Regions from separate parts of the Homo sapiens genome. Here region 1 is linked to region 2. A link is an interaction called in ENCODE POLR2A ChIA-PET data of the cell type or tissue named here. Cell type or tissue: GM12878. All regions are shown on one strand. Each heading gives the region's core, and the rest is flanking DNA. Links, peaks and the distances in the headings are about the cores only.

What was found. ChIA-PET counts read pairs that join two places held together with the same protein. Peaks named below come from ENCODE experiments on the same cell type or tissue, not always from the same donor. Only the 100,000 strongest peaks of a DNase experiment are listed, where the experiment ranks them.
Region 1: POLR2A ChIA-PET joins it to region 2 with 10 read pairs; 8 of 35 experiments call an interaction of 5 or more read pairs at or near these places.

The regions. Positions count from the first base shown.
Region 1 is chr3:196,157,259-196,162,707 of GRCh38, forward strand. It overlaps LINC00885 (long intergenic non-protein coding RNA 885), which reads left to right. Exons shown (of 3, transcript NR_034088.1): 3 at 2,642-3,632. Among named protein-coding and RNA genes, the nearest start is that of LINC00885, 17 kb to the left of the region's middle. RefSeq lists enhancers at 2,609-2,678, 2,699-2,898 and a silencer at 3,199-3,248. In GM12878, for the core only: no CTCF peak of the experiment used is centred there; DNase peaks (open chromatin) are centred at 2,913 and 3,378; H3K4me3 peaks cover 309 bases; H3K27ac peaks cover 1,222 bases.
Region 2 is chr3:196,070,769-196,076,072 of GRCh38, forward strand. TFRC (transferrin receptor) reads right to left here. Exons shown (of 19, transcript NM_001128148.3): 3 at 4,391-4,592; 4 at 3,162-3,357; 5 at 1,235-1,384; 6 at 628-730. It also overlaps the pseudogene RNU7-18P. Among named protein-coding and RNA genes, the nearest start is that of TFRC, 8.7 kb to the right of the region's middle. RefSeq lists a silencer at 2,525-2,574. In GM12878, for the core only: a CTCF peak has its summit at 2,652 (motif pointing right); DNase peaks (open chromatin) are centred at 1,773 and 2,703; H3K4me3 peaks cover 209 bases.

The sequences.
Region 1 (5,449 bases), core at 127-5,126, 87 kb after region 2:
CCTGAAGTTTTGATTGTTTTTCATTTATGCTGCCTATTTCCTGGAATATTTCTCCCTTCACTTCTTGTATCATTTTTTTCCTTACATTGGGGTTCGCCTTTCTCTGGTGCCTCCCTAGTTAGCTTAATAACTCACCTCCTGAATTCTTTTTCAGGTAAACCAGGGATTTTTTTCTTGGTTTGGGTCCATTGCTGGTGAGCTAGTGTGATTTTTTGGAGGTGTTAAAGAACCTTGTTTTGAGTTGGTTTTCTGGTTCCTTCTCATTTTGGTAGTCTCTGTCAGAGGGAAGGTCTAGGGCTCAAGGCTGCTGTTCAGATTCTTTTGTCCCACGGGGTGTTCCCTTGATGTAGCACTCTCCCCCTTTTCCTATGGATGTGGCTTCCTGAGGACAAGCTATAGCGATTGTTATCTCTCTTCTGGATTTAGCCACCCAGCACGTCTACCAGGCTCCAGGCTGGTACTGGGGTTGTCTGCACTGAGTCCTGTGATGTGAACTGTCTGTGTGAGTCTCTCAGCCATGGATACCAGCACAGTATTTGGGGTGTCTCATGGGTCCTGCAGGAGCGATCTGCTTCCTTCATGGGGTCTGTGGGTGCTCTCAGCTTTCCTGCTTTATTCCTGCAGTCATTCCAGAGCAAAAATTCACTATGTGAGTCTCCACAGCTGCTCTGTCCATCTGAGTCACAGCTGCAATCTAGTCCTGCCTCCCGTCCGCCATGATCCCTGTAACTCTCTATTTATTATTATTAATTATTATTACTGAGACAGAGTCTCGCTCTGTTGCCCAGGCTGGAGTGCAGTGGCACAGTCTCAGCTCACTGCAACTCCGCCTCCTGGATTCAAGGGATTCTCCTGCCTCAGCTTCCCAAGTAGCTGGGATTACAGGTGTGTGCCACCACGCCTGGCTAATTTTTCTACTTTTTGTAGAGACAGGACATTGCTTTGTTGGCCAGGCTGGTCTCGAACTCCTGACCTCAGGTGATCTGCCCACCTCAACCTCCCAAAGTGCTGGGATTACAGGCGTGAGACATGGCACCCGGCCTGAACCCAGATTTTCAACTGCCCCCTGAAGCAAATTTCTTTTTTTTTTTTTCACTTTGCTCATTTTATTTTATTCAATCCTCACAACAACCTAAGAGGTGTATTATAATCAGCACTAGTTTAAAAATATGAAAACTGAGGCTTAGAGACATTAAATAATATGTTTAAAGTCCTTGAGCTAATAGGCAGAGGAGCTGTGATTAAAAACCAGGTTTGATGACATAATGTCTACATTCTTAATCTGTGGTGTTGAATTTCCAAACACATTTAAGTAATTAAGTCCCATAATGTTTCACACACCACACAACTCTGAGAGGAGTTTCTCACAACACTCACTGCAGCCCTTCAGTTTCGGCATCTGTAAAACGAGACACCTGACTAACCCTTAGGCTGCTGTGAGCGCTCAGGTCACCCAGCATGGAGCCTGGAGTGAGAAACCTGTTACAGATGTTTGCTTCTTCCCTTCCCTTCTCCTGTGAATAAAAGGGGCTGTTCACCTGACATGGCCTACCCTTAGGAAACTCAAGGTGCCTCTTTTTTTTTTCTGAGACAGAGTCTTGCTCTATTGCCCAGGCTGGAGTGCAGTGGCACGATCTTGGCTCACTACAACCTCTGCCTCCCGGATTCAAGCTATTCTCCTGCCTCAGCCTCCCCAGTAGCCGGGACTACAGGCACACGCCACCACGTCTGGCTAATTTTTGTATTTTTAGTAGAGACAGGGTTTCACCATATTGGCCAGGTTGGTCTCGAACTCCTGACCTCATGATCCGCCTGCCTTGGCCTCCCAAAGTGCTGGGATTACAGGCATGAACCATGATGTCCAGCCATGACCACTCTCTTTTCTATGTCCCTGGGGAGAGACCTCGAATTTTATTTGGAGCCTGTCTTTATAAAGACTCTAAATTGTGGCCAGGCACAGTGGCTCATGCCTGTAATCTGAGCACTTTAGGAAGCCGAGGCGGGTGGAGGTCAGGAGTTAGAGACCAGCCTGGCCAACACGGTGAAGCCCCATCTCTACTAAAAATACAAAAAATTAGCTGCGTATGGTGCCGCACACCTGTAATCCCCAGCTACTTGGGAGGCTGAGGCAGGAGAATCGCTTGAATCTGGGAGGTGGAGGTTGCAGTGAGCCAAGATGACACCACTGCACTCCAGCCTGGGCAACAGAGTAAGACTCCATCTCAAAAAAAAAAAAAAAAGACTCTAAATAGTGTTTATATATGGTGTATATATATATATATATCTTTGATGTATATCTTTGTCCATCAGGTCAGCTTGTTCTTTCGAAACCCTCTCCAGTCACTAGTTTTGTTGTCGTTGTTGTTGTCTGAGACGGAGTTTCGCGCTCGTCACCCAGGCTGGACTGCAATGGCATGATCTTGGCTCACTGCCACCTCCGCCTCCCAGGTTCTAGCAATTCTTCTGCCTCAGCCTCCCAAGTAGCTGGGATTACAGGTGCGGGCCACCACACCCAGCTAATTTTTTGTATTTTGAGTAGAGACGGCGTTTCACTGGTTCAGTGTTTGTACGTGAGTGCGTTCCCACAAATGGCAGTGTGTGCTGTGCGTGGTTTGGTAACCTTCATTGTTTTACTCCACAGCTTGTTTTGAGAGTCCCCTCCATTGAAACACGCACATCTAATTTGTCCTTCAGTTCGCTGGACTCCACGCTGAACGTGCCATGCTCCATTGCCCCGTGAGTAACTCCATGCTCTTGCCGGTTTCACACGGCCTCTCAGAGCTGGAGCCTTTGTTCAGGAGCCCTGGGCAGCTTTCAGGAAGCTCTTGGGCTCATCAGCTTCCTCTGGCTGAAGCCGCCCCAGTGGAATCATGGGGATTTCTTACTTTGAAGGTGGGGCCACCCGCAGACTGTAACCGGCTGGTTCAAGATCAAGGACTTCCCCAGGCCACCTGCCTCAGAGGCAAGAAAGGCTCAGCTGAGTCCCAGACACTCCTCGCTGTGGCCCCTCCTTCCTCCCTGCTGGGCAGGCCCCCCTCAATTCTGTTTGCCAGCAGGGCCTAGTAACACTGAAAGACGAAAAGGGAAATAAAATAAACACAATTAATAGGCTAAAGGTTACTGAATAAAGTGGCAGCAGTAAATAAATTGACTACTGTGCAAATACAAAGACATGAAGACATGAAACCCCTGCTCTAAATGACCACTCACCAAGAGCAAGGCCTGGGCTGGAGGCAGGGAGCACCTCCCTAAGGAGCACTCCCTCTTTCCCGGAGTGAGTCCTCCTTCTAGATGGAATTCAGTCCGGGTTCCTCTTGAGCCACAGTCCCTGTTGGGGCCTATCTCAGTGGACTCAAGATCCTGAACTTCTTCCAGATTGCTGACTACACATTTGAGTCACCCAGAGATTAAAAGAAAAAACAAATAATTTCCCAGTGATCAGGAGTAAATCAGCTGGGGCAGGGTTGGTGCTATGAATGACCACACTGATTTGTACACTTCACTGATTTGTAGTGTTTGCTATTTCCGTCGTGTAAATACTGCCAACATGGACAATCTTCAGTTGCTAATGGTTTACTAACTGGCTTGTAAATGAATTCATTCAGTATTCAAGAAAATGGCACTACATTTAGAAACATTTTGTAGCATTTCTTACTTTCTAAGAATTTCCAATAGACACCATGATCACTAAAAAATCATAACCAGGCTGGGGGCAGTGGCTCACGCCTATAATTCCAATAATTTGGGAGACCAAGGAGGGAAGATCACTTGAGGCCAGGAGTTTGAGACCAGCCTGGGCAACATAGCAAAGACTCCATCTCTACAAAAAAAAAAAAAAAAAAAAAAAAAAAAAGTTAGGCAGCTGGTGGCAGGCACCTGTGGTCCCAGCTATTCAGGAGGCTGAAGCAGGAGGATCACTTGAGCCCAGGAGGTTGAAGTTACACTGAGCCGTGATCACACCACTGCATTCCAAATAAAAACTAAATTAAAATATATATATATATATATATATATATTTTTTTTTTTTTTTTTTTTTTTTTTTTTTTTCTGAGACAGAGTCTAGCTCTGTGTCCAGACTGGAGTGCAGTGGCATGATCTCGGCAACCTCCACCTCCCAGGTTCAAGTGATTCTCCTGCCTCAGCCTCCGGAGTAGCTGGGATTACAGGCGTCTGCCACCACGCCCAGGTAATTTTTGTATTTTTGGTAGAGATGGGGTTTCACCATGTTGGTCAGGATGGTCTCGATCTCCTGACCTCGTGATCCACCCACCTTGGCCTCCCAAAGTGCTGGGAATACAGGCGTGAGCCACTGCGTCTGGCCTAAAATAAACTTCTAAAAAAGAAAAATTGGCCAGGCACAGTGGCTTATGCCTGTAGTCCCAGCACTTTGGGAGGTCGAGGCAGTTGGATCACCTGAGGTCAGGAGTTCAAGACCAGCCTGACCAACATGGTGAAACCCCGTCTCTACTAAAAATACAAAAATTAGCCAGGCATGGTAGTGGGCACCTGTAATCCCAGCTACTCAGGAGGCTCAGGCAGGAGAATTGGTTGCACCTGGGAGGTGGAGGCTGCAGTGAGCCAAGATCATACCATTGCAGTCCAGCCTGGGCGACAGAGCAAGACTTCGTCTCAAAAAAAAAAAAAAAAAGGGAAAGAAAAATTATAACCAATCGACATTCAATAAATTATTTATTGGCTGGGCGCAGTGGCTCATGCCTGTAATCCCAGCACTTTGGGAAGCCGAGGTGGGCAGATCACATGAGGTCAGGAGTTCGAGAGCATCCTGGCTAACATGATGAAACCCTGTCTCTACTAAAAATACAAAAATTAGGTGGGCATGGTAGTGCGAGCCTGTAGTCCCAGCTACTTGGGACGCTGAGGCTGGAGAATCATTTGAACCCGGGAGGCAGAGGTTGAATGAGCCAAGAATGGCATCACTGCTCTCCAGCCGGGACAACAGAGCAAGATTCTGCCTCAAGGAAAAAAAAATTCAATAAGTTATTTATTTGTCAAATAATTTATAAAGCAGCTTTCTCAAAGCCCTTTCAAAAAGTTTACAGCAGCCAAGAGTGGTGACTCATGTCTGTAATCCCAGCACTTTGGGAGGCCAAAGTGGGCAGATCACCTGAGGTCATGGGTTCGAGACCAGCCTGACCAACATGGTGAAACCACGTTTCTACTAAAAATACCAGAATTAGCCAGGCATGTTGGCATCAGCCTGTAGTTCCAGTTACTTGGGAGGCTGAGGCAGGAGAATCACTTGGACCCAGGAGGCGGAGGCTGCAGTGAGCCAAGATCATGCCATTGCACTCCAGCCTGGGCAATGGAGCGAGACTCTGTCTCAAAAAAAAAAAAAATTACAGCAAAAAATACTTGATGTGGGCCACAGGTGTGTTTTAATATGCTTGATCTGATGTGCGAGAGGCCCTGAGAGGGAGTGTTTCCAGGA
Region 2 (5,304 bases), core at 49-5,048:
CTACCAAATAATAATAATAATAATAATAATAATAATAATAAAATAAAAAATAAAAATTAACTGGACATCTCAGCTACTCAAGAGGCTCACTTGAGCCTGGGTGGTGGTGGAGAATGCAGTGAGCCAAGCTCACGCCACTGCACTCCAGCTAGGGCAACAGAGTGACACCCTGTCTCAAAACAAAAATAGAAAAAGATCAAGCATTAACGAATCAAGCTAAGACTAGGCCCCAGCCAAGATGGATATTTACATCTGTCCCCACAGGGAGGATATGCATTTGTTTAGCAAATACTACTATGTATGTCAGGCATTCTCCAAAGCTCTGCAACATGGCAGTAAATAGAACTAACCCATGATTCTTCATCTGGCTCACATTCTAATGGAAACAAAGGCATAGATAATGTCAGCTGCTAGCAGTACTATAAAGAAAAAATAAAACAGGACATGGGGAAAGTGATTAGAGAGAGAAGACAATGCATGTTGACTGTGTCATTAGAGGGTTGAAAACCAAAATATCTCATGATCATTTACATTTTACAGGTAAATTTATAACTCCTAAGAACAGAAAAGATGAGTTTTGAATGATTCAATAGGGAAGAGTCTCATGCACTGTTTTGCTTTACTTACAGTAACTGTTGCAGCCTTACTATACGCCACATAACCCCCAGGATTCTCCACCAGGTAAACAAGTCTACCGTTCTTATCAACTATGATCACCGAGTTTTGAGCGCTGTTAAAAAGATTAAGTTAAAATAAGCCTAAGGTCATCCTTCCAAAAAACACAATAGCTTACATTTAGTATGTCTTGCATTATTTGGCTTGAGGAAATTTACCTCTAAATCTTAAGCTTGATTTTTATTTTAAAAGCCTTTGGGCCGCATGCGGTGGCTCACGCCTGTAATCCCAGCACTTTGGGAGGCCCAGGCGGGCTGATCACCTGAGGTCAAAAGTTCGAGACCATCCCACCTCTACTAAAAATACAAAAATTAGCTGGGCGTGGTGGCGTGCGCCTGTAATCCCAGCTGCTCTGGAGGCTAAGGCAGGAGAATCACTTGAACCCAGAAGGCAAAGGCTGCAGTGAGCAGAGATTGTGCCACTGCACTCCAGCCTGGGCAACAGAGCGAGACTCCATTTCAAAAAAAAGCCAACAACACTAACAAAAAGTCTTTGCTATATTTAGCACACCTGAAAATAGCTACTTGTATAAAAATAAGTTTACCATCTTTCAACATACCTGTCTTTGACCTGAATCTTAACAAAATGTTGATCACGCCAGACTTTGCTGAGTTTAAATTCACGAAATTGATTTTCAACATACAACGCAAGATTTTCATCTTTTTGAGATCCAGCCTCACGAGGGACATATGAATTTTCATTCAGCAGCCTGGAGGAGAAAATGCCTTTTAAATGAACTTAAGTTTACTTTAAAATAAACATTTAAGTCAAGGATTAAACAAATTGTTTTGAAAGCAAAATATTATCCCTCATAGTTCAGATAAATGAACTGTGACCCAAAACTTCTAGACTGACCAGAATATCACAAAAGAAAAAAAATTTTGCCCCAAATCTTGTAACTTCAAAGCTTCTTTACCCACTACAAAGCACTCCTTCAAGAGCCTCATCATAACACAATGTATCTGCTTAGGATAGTTTTAGGGGAAATGAGTAGCTTCCAGATCTACTATAAAATCTAAGATAGTAATACTGTGCTGAACAGAGTGCATAGTTTCAATTCTCACCTACTTGTGAAGCATCTGAATACCCTGAAGCAGAACTGCTCCTTGGTCCGATCTCCCATACTTCTTTCTATTTACTCAGCATATTAGTTCTTACATTTTTGTGGGGTGGACTATACTCTCACTTTAACCATAAGGTCTGGTGTACAGTAAATAAACACAAAAGCATCAACTAGATGAAGTAGAAAATGCCATAACTTAAGACTAAAGAATTATAGTACCACTGTAAGTGTAGGAAGCTTGCAAAAAGGAAAAGATAAATTTATTCTTTGCACAGAGGCATGTATGTGCAAAGATAGTAAAACTCTATGGACAAGTGTTACAGCTCTTTTAGAATTTGTCTAGCATGCTTTCTAGTTTTTGCCAGAAAGCCCATTACAAATAAAATAAATAAATAAATATAAAATAGAAATTTGGCCAGGTGCAGTGCCTCATCCTGTAATTCCAGCACTTTGGGAGCCAAGACAGGAGGATCATCTGAGGTCAGGAGTTAGACACCAGCCTGGCCAACATGGTGAAATCCCGTTTCTGCAAAAAAAAAAAAAAAAAAAAAAAACCCACAAAAATTAGCAGAGCATGGTGGTACAAGCCTGTGATCTCAGCTACTCAGGAGACTGAGGTAGGAGAATTGCTTAAACCTGGGAGACAGAGGTTGCACTGAGCTGAAATCGTGCCACTGCACTCCAGCCTGGGCAACACGTAAGACTCCATCTCAAAATAAATAAGTAAATAAATAAAAATCTAAGAACAGACCGGCCTGGGAGACATGGTGAGACTCCATCTCTTAAAAAAAAAAAAAAAAAAATTAGCTGGGTGTGGTGCTGCGTGCTTATAGTCCCAGCTACTCAGGAGGCTATGGTAGGGGGATGAAGCTGCGGTGAGATGAGAGCACGCCACCGTATTCCAGCCTCCACCAGAGGGAGACATTGTCTCTGGATACTGACTGGCCTAGGGGTTAATGGGTGAGTATCACAGAAATTAAGAAGCACTAGAGACTTAAGGCAGGCAGTTACCCATGATCAAGGAGATGAAAAAGGCTACTTCTGGCATGTGTTGCTTCCTAAAACAGAGAAAAGCTACTGATGTCCTTGTCAGCAAAGCAGAGCTTAGTACAACGTTACAAGAGGTTAAGAAGAAAAATCAGAGCCAGAGAATGACAGCAAGCAATAAGCTACAAAGATGGGGAAAACATCAAGGGCCTATTAATTTTTTAAGAAAAAGGAGACTCCCCAGAGAAGTTCTACCTTTTCCCCTACCAGTATAGTTTCAGTTTTTTACAGGCCCCTTCCCCTCTTTAGCTAAACATGACAAGTCTTGTCTTCTCTAACAAGCCATTCCCCACAGTGTCACCATTATTGTTTCCCCGTGGCCTATCATAATTCTTGAATTACTTGTCTAGATACTTGCACAGCAGCTGGCACTCACTTGATGGTGCCGGTGAAGTCTGTGCTGTCCAGTTTCTCCGACAACTTTCTCTTCAGGTCATCCCAATATAAGCGACGTGCTGCAGGGAAGTCCTCTCCTGGCTCCTCCCTCACTGGAGACTCGGTTCCTGCCAGTCTCTCACACTCAGTTTTTGGTTCTACCCCTTTACAATAGCCCAAGTAGCCAATCATAAATCCTAAAGAGACAAAGTTCCAGAGCTGAACTCAGAATTTCATTTGTAATCTATCCCTGTTAATCTGTTAATATTTTCAGGTAAGCCTTGAAAATACTGGTTTTCATCAAATTCTAAGTAGTTTTAAAGTATATAATGCATCTCAGTTTTGTATACTTTAAACCACTTAATAAATTATATACTAGCTTTATTTCAAATAGCTACCTATTCAAAACATAGGTAGTTTTTTCCAAAAGACCCCCTTGAAACATGAGACTGAGCTGCTGCACCGCCAGTGTCCTGCGGATATTTTCTAGCGTAGCATTTGCTTCCTGGTGGAGTGGGAGCAAACAAAAAAATACATAAATAAAAAGAAAACACTTGCACGTCGTATTGAAATAATTCATGGGTCTCTCTTTCCAACCAGATTAAATTCAATGACAGGTATAGAATCTACTCATGATTGTCTTCCTAGTGGCACTTAAAAAGGCATAAAGTGGACGGGAAAGTGGCTCATGCCTGTAATCCCAGCACTCTGGGAGGCTGAGGCGGGCAGATCACGAGGTCAGGAGTTAGAGACCAGCCTGACCAACATGGTGAAACCCCGTCTCTACTAAAAATACAAAAATTAGCCAGGTGTGGTGGTGCACGCCTGTAGTCCCAGCTCCTCAGGAGGCTGAGGCAGAAGAATCGCTTGAACCTGGGAGGCGGAGATTGCAGTGAGCCGAAATCACGCCACTGCACTCCAGCCTGAGCCACAGAGTGAGACTCCAACTCAAAAAAAAAAAAAAAAAAATTAGCCAGGTGTGGTCGTGGGCGCCTATAGTCCCAGCTACTCAGGAGGCTAAGGCAGAGAATCGCTTAAACCTGGGAGGCTGAGGTTGCAGTGAGCCAACATGGTGCCACTGCACTCTAGCCTAGGCAAGAGAGTAAGCCTCTGTCTCCAAAAAAAAAAAAAAAAAAAATAAGGTACAAAATAACTATATGCTGAGCTGACATAACAGACTTCCCAGAGTTGGTTATAGAAAACATTGAAGTTTGGAATGGTCATTCTCACCAATCAAGAAAAAGACGATCACAGCAATAGTCCCATAGCAGATACTTCCACTACACCTTTTTGGTTTTGTGACATTGGCCTTTGTGTTATTGTCAGCATTTTCTTCTTCATCTACAGCAAGTTTCATCTCCACATGACTGTTATCGCCATCTACTTGCCGAGCCAGGCTGAACCGGGTATATGACAATGGTTCTCCACCAAACTGTGTTGCGGAAAAAGGCATGATGAAGAACAGGCACGGGAATGTTTAGGAAAAGCTCGTTTAGGTATATGCTTGTTATTGGGCCATTACTATAACTTGCTATATATTCCTTAGGGTGTTCTCCTTTCAAACCAACATTCTTCCCTGGGCCCAGTCAAGGGCTAGTTCACACTGGTCTTCTCAGTCAGTCTCTCCCTTTTTGTAAATTTTTTTTTTTTTTTGAGACAAGGTCTCCCTCTCTCTCCCAGGATGGAGTACAGTGGTGTGATCACAGCTCACTGCAGCCTCAAAATCCTGGGCTCTACTGATTCCCCCACCTCAGCCTCCTGAGTAGCTGGGACTAGGGGCACAAATCAGTTCAGGATACTATGCAGTAACCCAGACCATGATGTTGGTGGGAGCAAGGGAGCAAGAATAAAACAAAGTTATAAATAAGCAGAAATTCTGACTAAGCATAAGATAGAAGACAGAAAAGAGAGAATAGACCAGACACAGTGGCTCATGCCTGTAATCCCAGCACTCTGGGGGGGGCCGAGGCACACAGATCATTTATGGTCAGAAGTTTGAGACAAGCCTGACCAACATGGTGAAATCCCCTCTCACTAAAAATTCAAAAAAAAAAAAACCACTAGCTGGGCATGGTGTCGCACGCCTGTAATCTCAGCCACCCAGGAGGCTGAGGCAGGAGAATCGCTTGAACTCAGGAGGCGGA